Linked DNA regions of Homo sapiens: region 1 is linked to region 2. The links are chromatin contacts, found by Hi-C or POLR2A ChIA-PET in ENCODE. All regions are on one chromosome and are shown on one strand. The core of a region is the stretch at or near the end of the contact, and the rest is flanking DNA. Distances in the headings are between cores, read along the strand shown.

Evidence for each region. A loop is a pair of places that touch in the nucleus more often than their neighbours do. ChIA-PET counts read pairs that join two places held with the same protein, here RNA polymerase II (POLR2A).
Region 1: a map of PC-3 shows a loop between it and region 2 (6-fold over the local background). The contact joins two enhancer-like sites. A Hi-C loop is called at or near these places in 2 of 168 maps with a recorded cell type or tissue (IMR-90 and PC-3). POLR2A ChIA-PET finds 5 or more read pairs at or near these places in 1 of 52 experiments (AG04449).

Annotation. Positions count from the first base shown.
Region 1 is chr1:14,482,328-14,488,900 of GRCh38, forward strand. It overlaps a transcript of KAZN not described here. Among named protein-coding and RNA genes, the nearest start is that of KAZN-AS1, 66 kb to the left of the region's middle. Within about 2 kb of position 4,429, at least 3 of the 41 ENCODE cell types and tissues checked have a DNase peak (open chromatin) inside an H3K27ac peak, as active enhancers do; they include IMR-90 and PC-3, where a contact is called at or near this core.
Region 2 is chr1:14,438,411-14,445,394 of GRCh38, forward strand. It overlaps a transcript of KAZN not described here. Among named protein-coding and RNA genes, the nearest start is that of KAZN-AS1, 22 kb to the left of the region's middle. Within about 2 kb of position 3,086, at least 3 of the 41 ENCODE cell types and tissues checked have a DNase peak (open chromatin) inside an H3K27ac peak, as active enhancers do; they include IMR-90 and PC-3, where a contact is called at or near this core.

The DNA.
Region 1 (6,573 bases), core at 3,179-5,678, 45 kb after region 2:
TCTTGCAGACAGCCAGAGTTTGAATAAAATCAGAAAGTCCCATGTGAAGGCAGTCACTAGAGCTCACGGCTAAGAGTGTAGGTGATCTGGAGTCTGGCTGACTCTGGTCTCTGTTCTGCTTCTGGGAAGCCATCTCTGACCAGTTACTTACCTTCTCTCAGACTCTATTTGCTCATCTGTAAAACAGAGATAATATTAATATCTCCTAATAGGTTATATGTGTTCAATAAAACATTACATGTAAACCCCCTGAGGGGTTGTTTCATGCTAAGCATTCAATCAATGCAGAATAATGGCATCATTAGAAAGGGAGGGAGTTGGGGAGGGGTCTTGGGGCAAGGGCGGGTGAGGGGTCTTTATGGAGTTCCCTGTGGTAGAGATTCAGGAGAACACTCTCTGAGAGCCAGCATATGGCAGGAACTTCCCAAGCCTGCTGAGGGTGCGGGAGAGTGGGCTTTACCTATGCACTAAGCACATGGTCCCCATGTGATCCAAGTCAACGGGAGCTAATATAACTTTATGGTCAAGGGTGTGGATTCTGGCATCCGACTGCCTGGACTTACATTACTTACTAGCTGGGCAAGTATCCTTAGGTAAGTTACATAACCTCTTTATTTATACCTTAGTTTTGTCATCTGCACAATGGGAATAATCGTTCCTGTTTCACAGAGCTGTTCCGAGACTTAAATGAATGAATATATGCAAAGAGCTTTTCTAAGCTTTCCTTCCTGGCATGCTGACTGACACACACTGTAAATATTAGCCATTATTATTCTGATTTTGCTCCCATCCAAGTTTACACTTCAGCTGCTAGAATCCCTCAGGATCTCAAATCTGATTTATCTTCCAACAATAAAACCCATCCAAACTCCAAGGCCATTTTCCAGCAAGGGAGAGTCACATCAAAATAAGAACGCTAAAGCTACCAATATTCAAATGAAGATAGAGAATGGGGCCCTCCTCCTCCATGCAACCCTGGAATAACTCTCACTTGTGCGTCAGAGGGGAGCAAAAACATCAGCAAGAGGGCCCATTACCGAAAGTGAGGGACTTACAGCATCAGGGAAACCTCACTGACATAAGACATGAATCAATCCAAGAAGGAACAAAAGGGCAGCTTGTTTGCAGAAGATATTCCATGCTTCTTATATATTTTGGATATAAACCTCTGTTAATGGAAAAACCAAACTCTGTAAAATATTTTAAAGAGGTTTATTCTGAGCCAATATGAGTGACCATGCCAAGGGAACAGAGTCTTAAGAGGTTTTGCGAAAGTGTGTCTACAGCAGTTATGTTACAATTTGGTTTTATACATTTTAGGTATGTATAGGTTTACATCGGTTTTATACATTTATACATTTGCAAATATTTTCTCCCATTCAATAGGTTGTCTCTTCGTTCTGTTGACTGTTTCCTTTGCTGTACAGAGACTTTTTAGGTTAATCCTATTTGTCTGTTTTCACTTTTGTTGCCCCTATTTTTGGGGTCATAGATCAAAAAATCATTGCTCTGACCAGTGTCATGGAGCCATTGCCCTATGTTTTCTTCCAGTAGTTTTATAGTTTCAGGTCTTACATAAAGTCTTTAATCCACTTTAAATTATGTTTTTGTATATGGTGTGAGATAATGGTCTAATTTGATTCTCCCGCATGTGGATATCCAGTTTTTCCAGTACCGTTTATTAAAGAGATCGTCTTCTCCTCATTGTACTTTCTTGGCATCTTTATTGAAAATTGATTGACCATAGATGCATGGATTTATTTCGGAGCTTTCTATTCTGTTCTGACGGTCTATGTGTCTGTTCTTATGCCAGTACGATGGTGTTTTAATTACTCTAGCTTTGTAGTATAGTTTGAAATCAGGTAATGTGTGAGGCCTCCAGTTTGGCTCTCTTTGCTCAAGATTGCTTTCAGTTAGCTAGGAGAAATAAGTTCAAGAGATCTATTGCACAACGGTGTGGCTATAGTCGATAACAATGTATTATATTCTTGAAAATTGCTAAGAAAGCAGATTTTAAGTGTTTACACCACCAAAAAAAAATATGTGAGGTAATGTATATGTTAATTATTTCAATTTAGCCAGTCCACAATATATTCGTGTTTCAAAATATCAGGTTGTATACCATGAATATGTACAATTTTTATCAATTTTTTAAAGACAATATTCTGTGCTCATACTTCTTCCTTGAACCAAGTATAAGAAAAAAGTAACTTCATCTTGTATCAGTTATCTATTGTCCCAATAGTGCTGCATAACAAACAACCTCAAAACTTCAGTGGCAGACAGTAAACATTTGTTTTTGTTCAGGGTCTGCAGGCTGGCTGCCTGGTTCTGCTCATCCAAGACTCGGCTCCGCAAGGCGCATTCACATGGCTGCGGTCAGCTGCAGGGAGTTCAGGCAGCCATGCGATCTTGGCTGGTCTCTCTCACATGTCTGGGGCATCTCCTGGGATAACTGTGTTGATTCAGCTTTGCTCTGGGGTCTCATTCTCCAGCAGGTTAACTCAGACATGTTTCACAGCAAAAGCCAAAAAAGTGAGTGGAAATGCCAAAATGCTTTGTCAAACTTCTGTTTGTCTCATGTCTGCTCTCATAGCCTCGGCCAAAGCAAATCACACGCTGAGCCCAAAACTAAGAGATGGGACAAAATTCTCCCCCACACCACCACATACAATGAAGAGGTTGTGCAAACTTACATTGCAAAGGGTTTAGATTCAGGGGAAAATGAAGAATTGAGGCCATATGTCACTCAATCTATCACGTATCCAAAAGAACTTGCTAACCTTTATTTCAGGGAAAGAAAAGGGGAAATTATAAAAGAGATCAAGTCTACTGAAAGGAAGGCCAGAATCACCCACAAGACAAGCAACCCTGAGGATATCAAACAGCATTTCCCTTTCATTGACCACGTTGCATTCAAAGAAACACCAAATTCTCACATTCCACTCTTTGCAAGGGACATCTTAAAAGCTTGTCCAACATTTCTAGTGCCACCCACTTTGAATTAATCCAGATATGTCTTTATGAGGTAGGAGGTGGGACTCAACTCCAGAGGTGGGGCTCAGACCTGGACCAGACTGAGGACTAGCTGACTAGCTACAACAGGGCCAGGGGCAAAAGCAGCTTTCAATCAGGCCCACCTACCAGTGTGGCTTGTCAATTTACTGTTGCCATGGCAACACCCAGAACTTGCCACCTCTTTCCATGGCATTCAGTGATCCAAAAGTTACTACCCCCACCCTGCATAAACTGCCCCTTAATCTGCACGCAATTAAAAGTGGATCTGGACCTGCGTGGTGGCTCACACCTGTAATCCCAGCACGTCGGGAGGCTGAGGCGGGTGGATCACAAGGTCAGGAGTAAAAGACCAGCCTGACCAACATGGTGAAACCCTGTCTCCACTAAAAATACAAAAATTAGCCGGGCATGCTGGTGCGTGCCTGTAGTCCCGGCTACTTAGGAGGCTGAGGCAGGAGAATCACTTGAACCCCAGAGGCGGAGGTTGCAGTGAACCAAGATCACACCACTGCACTCCAGCCTGGGCGACAGAGCGAGACTCCATCTCAAAAAAAAAAAAAAAAAAAGTGGATATGAATATGACTGCAGAACTGCCCTGAGCAGCTACTCTCTGCCCACAGGGTAGTCTTGCTCTGCGGGAGCAGTCATGGAGCTGTAACACCACCAGACCTATAGCACTGCCTGTTCAGTAAAGCTGTTCTCTTCTACCTCTGGCTTTCCCTTGAATTTTCCTGGGCAAAGCCAAGCTAACGTGGCTAAGCTCCACTTTGGGGCTCGCCTGCCCTGCATCATTTAGAGTTCACTTTTCCAGCCATCCTGCCCCAAGACCTTAATATTTCAGGAAATATATATCTAGATGGAAAAAATGAAAAATAAGTTTAAAGACATTAAGATTTCTACCCATTCATCCAGGTTTGACTTGGATGAAAGTTTGAAAGCTCTCCCTTTACTGTTCCTTTCCACCAACTCTCAGTTAAGACCAATGAGTACTTCACAAATGAAATTATTTTTAACATAATGTATGTTGTGGGATGCTTAAGTCCTCACCAACTGTGGCTTGTGGTTAAAATCCTGGTGCCTACTCTAGATTCCAGGAAAATAAATTGAGGAGGAAAAGTGAAATTTCATAATGAAAATTTAGCATCATAGTTCATTACTCTACCGTTGTATGTTACTCATACAGAAGCTATCTTGGAAACATTCCTGCTTTTCCTCTGTCTTGTTTTATAAGAGGAGCTGGCCCACTTTAATAGCCTGTACATTTAAGATCCACAAAAGATAATGCGTAGTGAAGATGGTTGAGTCAGATAGACTCAGCAGATAGACATTTTGATAATCAATTTTTAACTAGGTAATAAGAGTTGACACCATGCCACTAACACCTTCAGGCTTGGGAGGAGAATTCCGTTTCTTGTCCTCCATGGTGAATTTCACAGACTAGGCGGGCTGGATTCCAAAGTACTGACCACTGGGAAGTGCCAGGCATAATATTATACTTGCCAGGCCATCGGTTTGACCTCGAGCCTAAATTCCTTGGTAGCTCCCTGTAAATTACGGGTTCTGTCTTTTTATCTGAAGCAATTATTCACATTCAGTGTGGTTTTGCTTGTGGCCAAGTTAAACAGAGGCATTCATCAGCTGTGTGTATTCAGAGGACCAGCTATTTTTTGGTAGGGCTGAAAATGGTCTAGATGAGATTCCATAAATCAGTGCTAACAGCTACAGTGGTGAGTTCTTTCCTGGCACGTTAGGACACTGGACTAAATCAACAGGGTTGCACTTTTCTTTTCCACTTAGTTGAAAGCTCTTGGTCCAACACCAGCATGAGTGCTCAGGCCCCCTCCTTACCTCCTGTTTTGTTTGACCTGGTTTTTTGGGGACACCATAGGGAAGGAAAAGGCAAACATTACAGTAAAGTTTTCCATATAGCTAACTAAAAGACTCTCCTTCCTTAAGTAATGGACAATATGTAAGCATACTTTATTAATTTTCTTTGCTAATATTACAGAGTTAACTTGTATTCACTATAGCCAGTGAAACAGTTCAAAGATACATGAGAAAAATCTCCCTCTACCCACCTCCTTTCTCATCCCCAGCCTCACACCCCAAAGTCACCAATGTCACAGCCTGGTGTCCAGACATTCACTTATTTCCCCAGCTTCATATCCACATACAAAGGGAAGAAGAGGAGAGATGAAGAAATTAGCTAAGTAGGGGCTGGAGCCAAAGACTTTTATTTTGTTCCAAAGATAAACAAAAAACCCAGAGGCTTTTAAAAGTGGAGGAAAGGAAAGAGTTAAGTTCTCTCTGTGTGACAACTGAACCAATGCGGGAATACCTTTCGGAGGCTAGAGTGGTTGTCCAGGAGAGAGGATGGTGGCTGCAACTGAGGTGGTGGCAGTGCTGGTGGACAGCAGTAGATATTTTTGAGGGGTGAGCCTGGACAACATTTGAGGATGGATCAGATGCCATGGGGCAGAAGGTCATTTGTGGCTTGCAGATCTGGGTAGATAGTGCTGCCTCACCAGGAAAGGATCCAGAAGGAATGGGAGGCTTGGAACGGAGCAGTGATTCAGTTGGGATGTGCTGAGGGTGAGGCCTTCCAAGGAAGGAGGTCACATGGGCCACTGGCTCAGAGGAGAGGTCTGTAGACTGGAGGGTTTTGACTAAGGAGCTTTGAGAGTATCCCCAGCACCTAACACAATATCCTAGCATATTGGATGCTCAGCAAGTATTCATTAAACTAATAACTTACAACAGGGATCATAGATGAGTCTTTGCAGAAGAAACCTGTCTCCCTTTTGGGCTCTCCAGAGGCCCAGACTTAAGACTCTTCAGTATCATGTAGAGGCTAATCATTTGGCACACCTTCAATACAATATTCTTGACATATCTGTCTCTTAGTCACTTGCTTGGAGGAGAGGCTCAAAGCTGCCTGAGATGTTGGGGAGAGAGGAAGAAAGACAGGAGGATGCTGAAAAAGAGAACGGTGACCTCTCATCGTCGCTAAGGTCTGAACAATTCCACTCTGGCCCAATTTGCAAGCTCCACTCTGTAGGAAAAATGAGTAAAGGCTCTAAGGTGAAATTGCTTGGACTGAAATCCTGGTTCTACCATGTGCTGTGTGCAGACACAGGCACATTATGTAACTGCTGGGCCTCCACTTCCCCATCTAGAACATGGGGCTTGTAATAGTGGCAACCTCATAGGCTCAGTCTGAGGATTCAGTGAAAGAGCACAATTAAAGCATTTAGCAGAGCGCCTGCCCTCCTGTAAGCGTCTTCAATCACAGGCTGCTTTTTTCATTCACCACCCCTTCCTCCAACCACACAAAATGCTGTCCCTGAAAGGAATTCCAGAAAAGAAAACTTCCTCCATGGCATTGTAATTCCTGCGATGTCTGAGAAGTGCAAGAAAGTTTCTTCCCCCAGGGATCCTTCCCGTTAGCCCTCTCCATCTGCCTCTGGCTTCCCATCACCCCTTGGCCCCGTGCGCCATGTTTTCTGGCTTTCCAATTTGGGGTCCATCTATTTTGACTTGATGACTGTGTTTGGA
Region 2 (6,984 bases), core at 1,836-4,335:
GAAAAGAGAGGGCAGAATAAGGGGACAGGGAACGGGGCCGGCCAGGAAAGATTCATGTGGAGGCAAGAGAGTAAGCCATCAGGTATCTGGGGGAAGAACATTCTAGACATCAAGACACAGGGAGCAGCCAGTGCAAAGGCCCTGGGGCAGGAGTGTGGGAAATGGGAAATGGCAAGGAGGCCAGAGTGTGGTAAACACAAACAGCACGTGGTATGAGCAGCAATGAGTAGGAGACCAGATGGGACAAGTGAGAGTGTTGTGGGCACCTGTCATGGAGGGCTTGTCAGCCACTGGAAGGGTTTTGGCTTCTATTCTGAGTGGAATTTTCTCTTTACCTTGTGAAATGAATGAGAAATTACCATAGGAGTCAGGGAGGGGCTCACGATGAGCTTCCTAAAAGTCTTCCAAAGTTCCTCGTGGCTGATAGGCTAAAGTAGAAGTTTCCAGTTTCCTCCGGTACCTGCTGTTTCCCTATGTAAGCCCTTAGTGCTGTGAAGTCTTCCACCTCTTCTAACAGGTCTTCTTCTATTTTCACTCCCTTAGCAAATTCACCCAGTCTTGGGTATTTATTGCGTCTCCATTCTAACAACTGCCCATTGTAAATACCTAGTCCAGACTCATCTTCTAAACTCCAGGCTCTTACAGCCAACTGTCTACTCAGTGCTCTACTGGGATTTCCAATAAATATCACACACACAAAATATCCAAAACTGAACTCATCGTTTTTCTCCACACCCAAAACCTGCCCTGCTCACAGTGTCTTCTTCTCAGAAGATGCTGACCACAGATTTCCAGCTGCACAGGCCTGGTCATCATCCTTCCTCCTTCTCTTTTGTATTTTTCCATGCTCCCTATGTGATCCATCAGCAAGTTCTGTTGGCTCTGCATTCAAAATACCAATGCACTGAGCACTTCTCACCACCTCCTCTGCTGCCCTGATCTGAGCCACCATTAGTGATTGTTGCTTTGAAAACTATAACTGCCTCCTAACAGAGTTAGGAGTTTTTACCTACTTAGACCCCCTCCTCAATATAGAAGCCAGAATGTCTCTTCTCTGCTCAAACTCTCCATAGCTCCCCATTCCACTTGGAGTAAAAGCTAAAGTCTCTAAATTTGCTGTTCACTTAGAACTTTTTGCAGTGATAGGAACGTTCTAGATGTACACTGTCCAGTATGGTAGCCACTGGCCACAGGTGGCTACTGAGCACTTAAAATATAACTCATGTGACTAAGGAACTACATTTGCAATTTTGTTTCACGTTAATTAATTTAAATGAAAATAGTCACATGAGGCAGTGGCCGCCATATTGGACAGTGCAGGCCTACAATGCCCAACATGAGTGGGTCCCTTCATAACGCTTTGACCTTTTCTTTTCTCCCCTACCTCTTATAGTTACCCCACATCACCAACGCTGACCTCTCACTGTTTGTTCCTCAAAAGCACAGGCTCTACACTCTGTTGTCTGCTCCTTCTTCCCGGAGGGTCCTTCTTCAGCATGTTTAACATCTCACCTCCTTCAGCGCTTGCCTTTTCAGTTCATCCCAACCACGTCCCACCCCCATCTACTCCCAACCCCACTGTTCTGGCTCTACTTTTTTCTTTCTCACTGCACCTCTCCCCCTCTAAGAGGTTACATAATCTACTTATTCGTTAGGTCTGTTGTTCTATTATGTCTGTTTGCTAGAACACCAGCTCCACCAAGGTGAACATCTTTATCTGTCTAGTTCACTGCATGTCCCCAGCACTTTAAAGAATTCAGCCACAAAGAAGGTACTCTGTAAAAAATGTGCACTAATGACCATGACTTTGACAAATGCTAACCTTGGCAGGAGGGTGATATTCTAGGTGACGGAGACTGCCCGCAACTCCTCTCCGTAAATTACCTGGCGGAGGATTCCAGTCCTCCGTGGGTTGATAAGAGATGCAGAGCTTTGTACTGACAGCTGGAGAGACTTTGGCAGAAATAAATTCTTTGCTGTAGACATGAAGGATCGGGCGTGTTCTGCTCTCTTCCGGGAACTACCATATTGGATTGTCAATTCCCATTCATATGTCTGTCTTCTGCATTTAGTGACTAGCTCCTCGACAGGAACCCCATCCTACTGAAGCAAGAACCTCTAATGCCTAATTCAGTATATGACACTTTGTGGTTGCTCAAAAAGATGTTTGAGGAATGACTGATTAAGTCATGCTTAGAACTGGCTACATAATTTGCAGGGGTCCCAGTGCAAAATCAAAACATAAGGCCCCTTGTTCAAACATTATTAGGAATTTCAAGGCAGCCACAGCAGAGCATTAAACCAAGCATGGTGCTCTTCTGTTTTGGCAGAGGGGATGCCGTGCATAGGTCACTCATCCATGAAGCCTGTCCTGGTCACCTGTGACATTCTGTGAATTCCCAAGGCACACTACACATGTTAAGTCAGGTGTCCAGGTCTATGACTTAGCAATAGAAAAGGCATCACGTTCAACGCAGATGAGTGACGCAGACAGGTTCTGAGGGCTGGCAGCAACCTTCTTCTCTCCTGCTGTTGTCTCAGTGAACCACAATCACCCCCAGTCCCCAGATGACTAGCACTGATCATATGCAGGACAGAGTATGCAGTCCATTAGGATGTCATGGCCTGTTTGCTTCTCTGAGCACCTGATGGACTGACAGCTCCTGGAGGACAAGGACCAGGCCTCTGAAGCCCCAGGGCCTTGAGCAGCCCCTGGACCATCTTCAGCTCTTAATGATTGTTAAATGACTGGAAGATACATTAATTAAGCTCAGAAAGCAACTTTGGCTTCTTATAGCTTATGATAGGCTTTTTCAAGTCTATCTTCTGAATTAACTTCCATGAGAATACTCATATATATATATATATATATTTTAAACCCTGAAACTAAAGTTATGCTGAACTTCCATTAGCATTATCTGGAACTGGACTTCCCAGTATGTTGTTCCGGGCAGCAGCGGCAGCGGCAGCAGCAGCAGCAGCAGCACCTGGGAACTTGTGAGAAACTCAGATTCTCATGCCCTACCCTGGACCTGCTGAATCAGAAACCCTGGGCGTGAGGCCAGCGACATTTTACAAGTCCTCCAGGTGATTCTGAGGCCCCTCAAGTCTTGAGAGTATTTGTGTCCTAAGGAACAGAGTTTGGAAAGCAGTGACTTATGCTGTTCTCATCAGATACGTTTGGATTTTAACACAAATTAATTGTTTGCAGCTGCAACCCTCAAATGTCTCAGAGGATTAAAATTTTTTGGTGCAATTTTACATAGTGAGTCAAAATCCCATAAAGCTGGCTCATGATGGGGGCATTTATTCAACTCAGCAAGAAGGACATTTGGGTGAGAATGAGAAATAATGGTGTATGCTCACATTAAATATACTTTTTTTAACAAAAAAGAAATTGTTGAAATAAAGCAAAAAGGAGAGTTGGGAGGATAGATGTGTATGGTAAAGGCAACACTGGACCCGTAGCCAGAAGATCTAAGTTAAGTAAGCTTGAGCAAGTCAAGTAACCTTCTGAGCCTTAATTTCTTCACCTAAGAAATTGAGAGACTACCCAGGGCTGCCATGTAGGGTTGAGCAGGTTGTGCACTACACAAGGGAACCCAGCTGAGGAGCAAGTGGGAGCTGAAGTCCAGCTGAGCTAGGCTTTGTCCCCCTGCAGGGGAAGGGACATCTTTCTAATTGACTTAGAAATGCCTTACAAACCAGATGAGGTTCTGACAATACTCCTGCCCACCTCACAGAGTTGCAAGGATCAGAAAAGATGATGATTTAGAAAGCCTCATTTGAAAATTACAAGGTGTTATACAAAGAGAAGATTGGATATGATTTGGATTGCGGCTTTGGCAATATACTTATACTTTTGACCATTTCACTCAGGCTGACCAAATGCCTGATATGCTAATTGGACACAAATCACTACCCATCTACCAAGGCTTGTGCTTTAAAATTGGGGCTCAGAGAAATCAGCAAGACTTTTAGCTGCAGGAACAGGGACTGTCATAGAAGCTCACTATGCCCTTGGAGGTTTTGCTGCTGTATGAGATCGTCACAGAGGACCTGCTGAAACCCCTAACCGTCTATAGCTGTTGCAGCTACACCTTCTCAACCAGCAGGCTTGGGTGCCCAGAAGTAGCTCTGTGGGGACTCAGCTTGTTGCTGCTGGGTTAACCTGGTGGGGTGCACCCGATAGGAAAAGGGTCAGAAGCACCAGAGGCCACAGACACTTGGAGGTGAGCCAGGCCTGGAATTCCATTTATTTTGTGCCTAAGAGGAAAGAAGACCTGTCCTGAAATTTCCATTTGGGGGCTGAAACTTTCTTGTTAGGACACTACAAAAATCCCTGTTGGCCTGATTTCATAAGTGTCAGTACCTAAAACTGAGCACCGAAAGCACTTCCCATAAAAGCAAAAGTGGTCTTGTTCATTGCCGCCTTGTGGCAGTTTAGCCCTACAGCACCAGCCAAGGTGAGCTGGCCCCTGCTCCCCGACACGTGGGTCATTTATAGGATCACCCTTCTCAGGAATGCCACATCTGTTTTCTTTTCACCAGTCTTTCTTTTGGGAACTCATGCACCATTAGCTTGTCTCATTGAGCTGTTTGGGTGAACTTGGCCAATCAGTCAAGTCTTTCTCTGGTCCCCATTTCTCTTTTCTACCTCAACCCACCCTCCTTGAATTACATAACCTTTAAGATTCTTGCAACCGTGAAATGTTTTGGCTCTTCCAAACGTGATCTGGGCTTCCCAAGTAATATATTAAAAGAAAGGTTTTATTTTGTATTGTTTTGTTTTGCAAATCAAAAAATAAATCTCAAGTCTCTCCCGAATGGGCCCCAGTGCTCTGCAAGAACAGCTCCCCAAGGGATTTCTGCACCATGAGATAAGGTGGCTGGCTGCCAGAGGGGCCACTGGATCTTCAAAGGCTGCCTAATTAAGTTCCAGCCAGCAGTCTACCTCTGTGGGCCAGGGGCTCTTGGGAGATAAGACACGAGACACATCCAGAGATGGAGGATGGAGCTTTGCTCCAGTAATGAAATAAATCAAGAGCAGCCCACCTCGTTTGCAAATGGAAATCATTCTAACAGGAGGCCTGCAGTCATCTGAGAGAGCAAGGGAGAGTCTCCATTGGATTGGAGGCCCCTGGCCTTCCTGCCCACTCTCCAGGGCTCTGATGGGGTACAATTATGGTGTTAACTGGGATGGGAAGATAAGGCAAGATGTCATTAATGGAGGAGAGCATGTTTTCTTAATTCCAGAAGCTAATCCCCAGTGACTCACTCCTCTCGAGCCTCCCACAGGGATGTGGAGGCATTAAAGGTGCATTGTTTATTCATGTGACCTAAGTATTTTGCTGCTTTCCTTAGACTTCTGATTACATTCTGTGGTCTTCCTGCTGCCAAAATGGTATAGCAGCATTTTGCTATAATTTTATAGCAGGATTGTTCTCCTTTTTTGCACTTTGAATAAAAGAGTTCCCAGGGCTTCGACTATCCTTCAAGTTTCAATTTTTTTTGTAAATCCTAAGCAGAGCCACCACCTGAGAGATCACAAGATTTGCTCAACTTAGAAGACAGGTAAATTGAAAGTTATAAAACAAGGAATCTGGCCACCTCAACTCCTGTACTAACTGCAGAGTATATATTTTTTCTCATTGAACCTACCTGGATTATAATAGTAGAGTTTTCTTTAATAGACTTCAAAGTATGGGTTCAGACACAGAGTAACTCTCAAACTTTGAATTGCAAAGGCTTTCACTGCAAACCTTCATGAGATGTACATATACCCCTTATGGAAAATGATATCAAAATCCACTGCAGCAGTGATCCTTACCTGATGGTTTCTTTGGTGTCACCCGCCCTCCAACTCGCTCATCTCCAAAATAAACTAAATTCATGATTTTTTTTTTTTTTTTTTTTTTTGAGATGGAATCTCGCTCTTGTCACCCAGGCTGGAGTGCAATGGCACAATCTTGGCTCACCGCAACCTCCACCTCCCAGGTCCAACTGATTCTCCTGCCTCAGCCTCCCGAGTAGCTGGGATTACAGGTTTGAGCCACCTTGCCCGGCTAATTTTGTATTTTTAGTAGAGATGGGGTTTCTCCATGTTGGTCAGGCTGGTCTCAAAACTCCTAACCTCAGGTGATCTGCCCTCCTTGGCCTCCCAAAGTGTTGGGATTACAGGCGTGAGCCACCGCGTCCGGCCCGATTCTTTTTTCTGCTCTATTGGTGCTCGCTTCAATTCACCCCGACGTCTGGGTAGAATCGGGGTTCTTCAGTGGATGCAGCTTGGGTATTTACTCCTGGAGTGCATGAGATTTCTTCAGGACCTCGAAATTTAAATTTGTTCTACACCAAAGCTATCACATGTCTCACCTTTAAATAAGAGCCCAAAACATTTATATATCTAATCACCGCACTAGCCTCATATCTACCCTGAAAACATTAGGTTTTAGTTACAAATAGTTTCATGTTATGGGTTGAATTTGTTCCCCCCAAAATTCACATATTGAAGCCCTAAACTCTGGTACTCAGACTGTGAATTTATTTGAAGAGAAAGAGGTCTTTAATCAAGTTAAAATGAGGTCATTAGGGTGGGCTCTAATCCAACATAACCCGTGTGCTTTTTTTTTTTTTGAGACGGAGTCTTGCTCTGCCACCCAGGCTGGAGTGCAGTGGCGTGATTTTGGTTCACTACAACTTCCGCCTCCCGGGTTCAAGCTATTCTTCTGCCTCAGCCTCCCAAGTAGCTGGGATTACAGGCATGGGCCACCATGCCTGGCTAATTTTTGTGTTTTTAGTAGAGGCGGGGTTTCACCATGTTGGCCAGGCTGGTCTCGAACTCCTGACCTCAGGTGATCCGCCCATCTCAGCCTCCCAAAGTGCTGAGATTACAGGCATGAGCCACTGCACCCGGCCAACTGGTGTGCTTTTAAGAGGAGAAAATGTGGAAACAGACACATATGCTCGGGGAGATCAGCACACAAA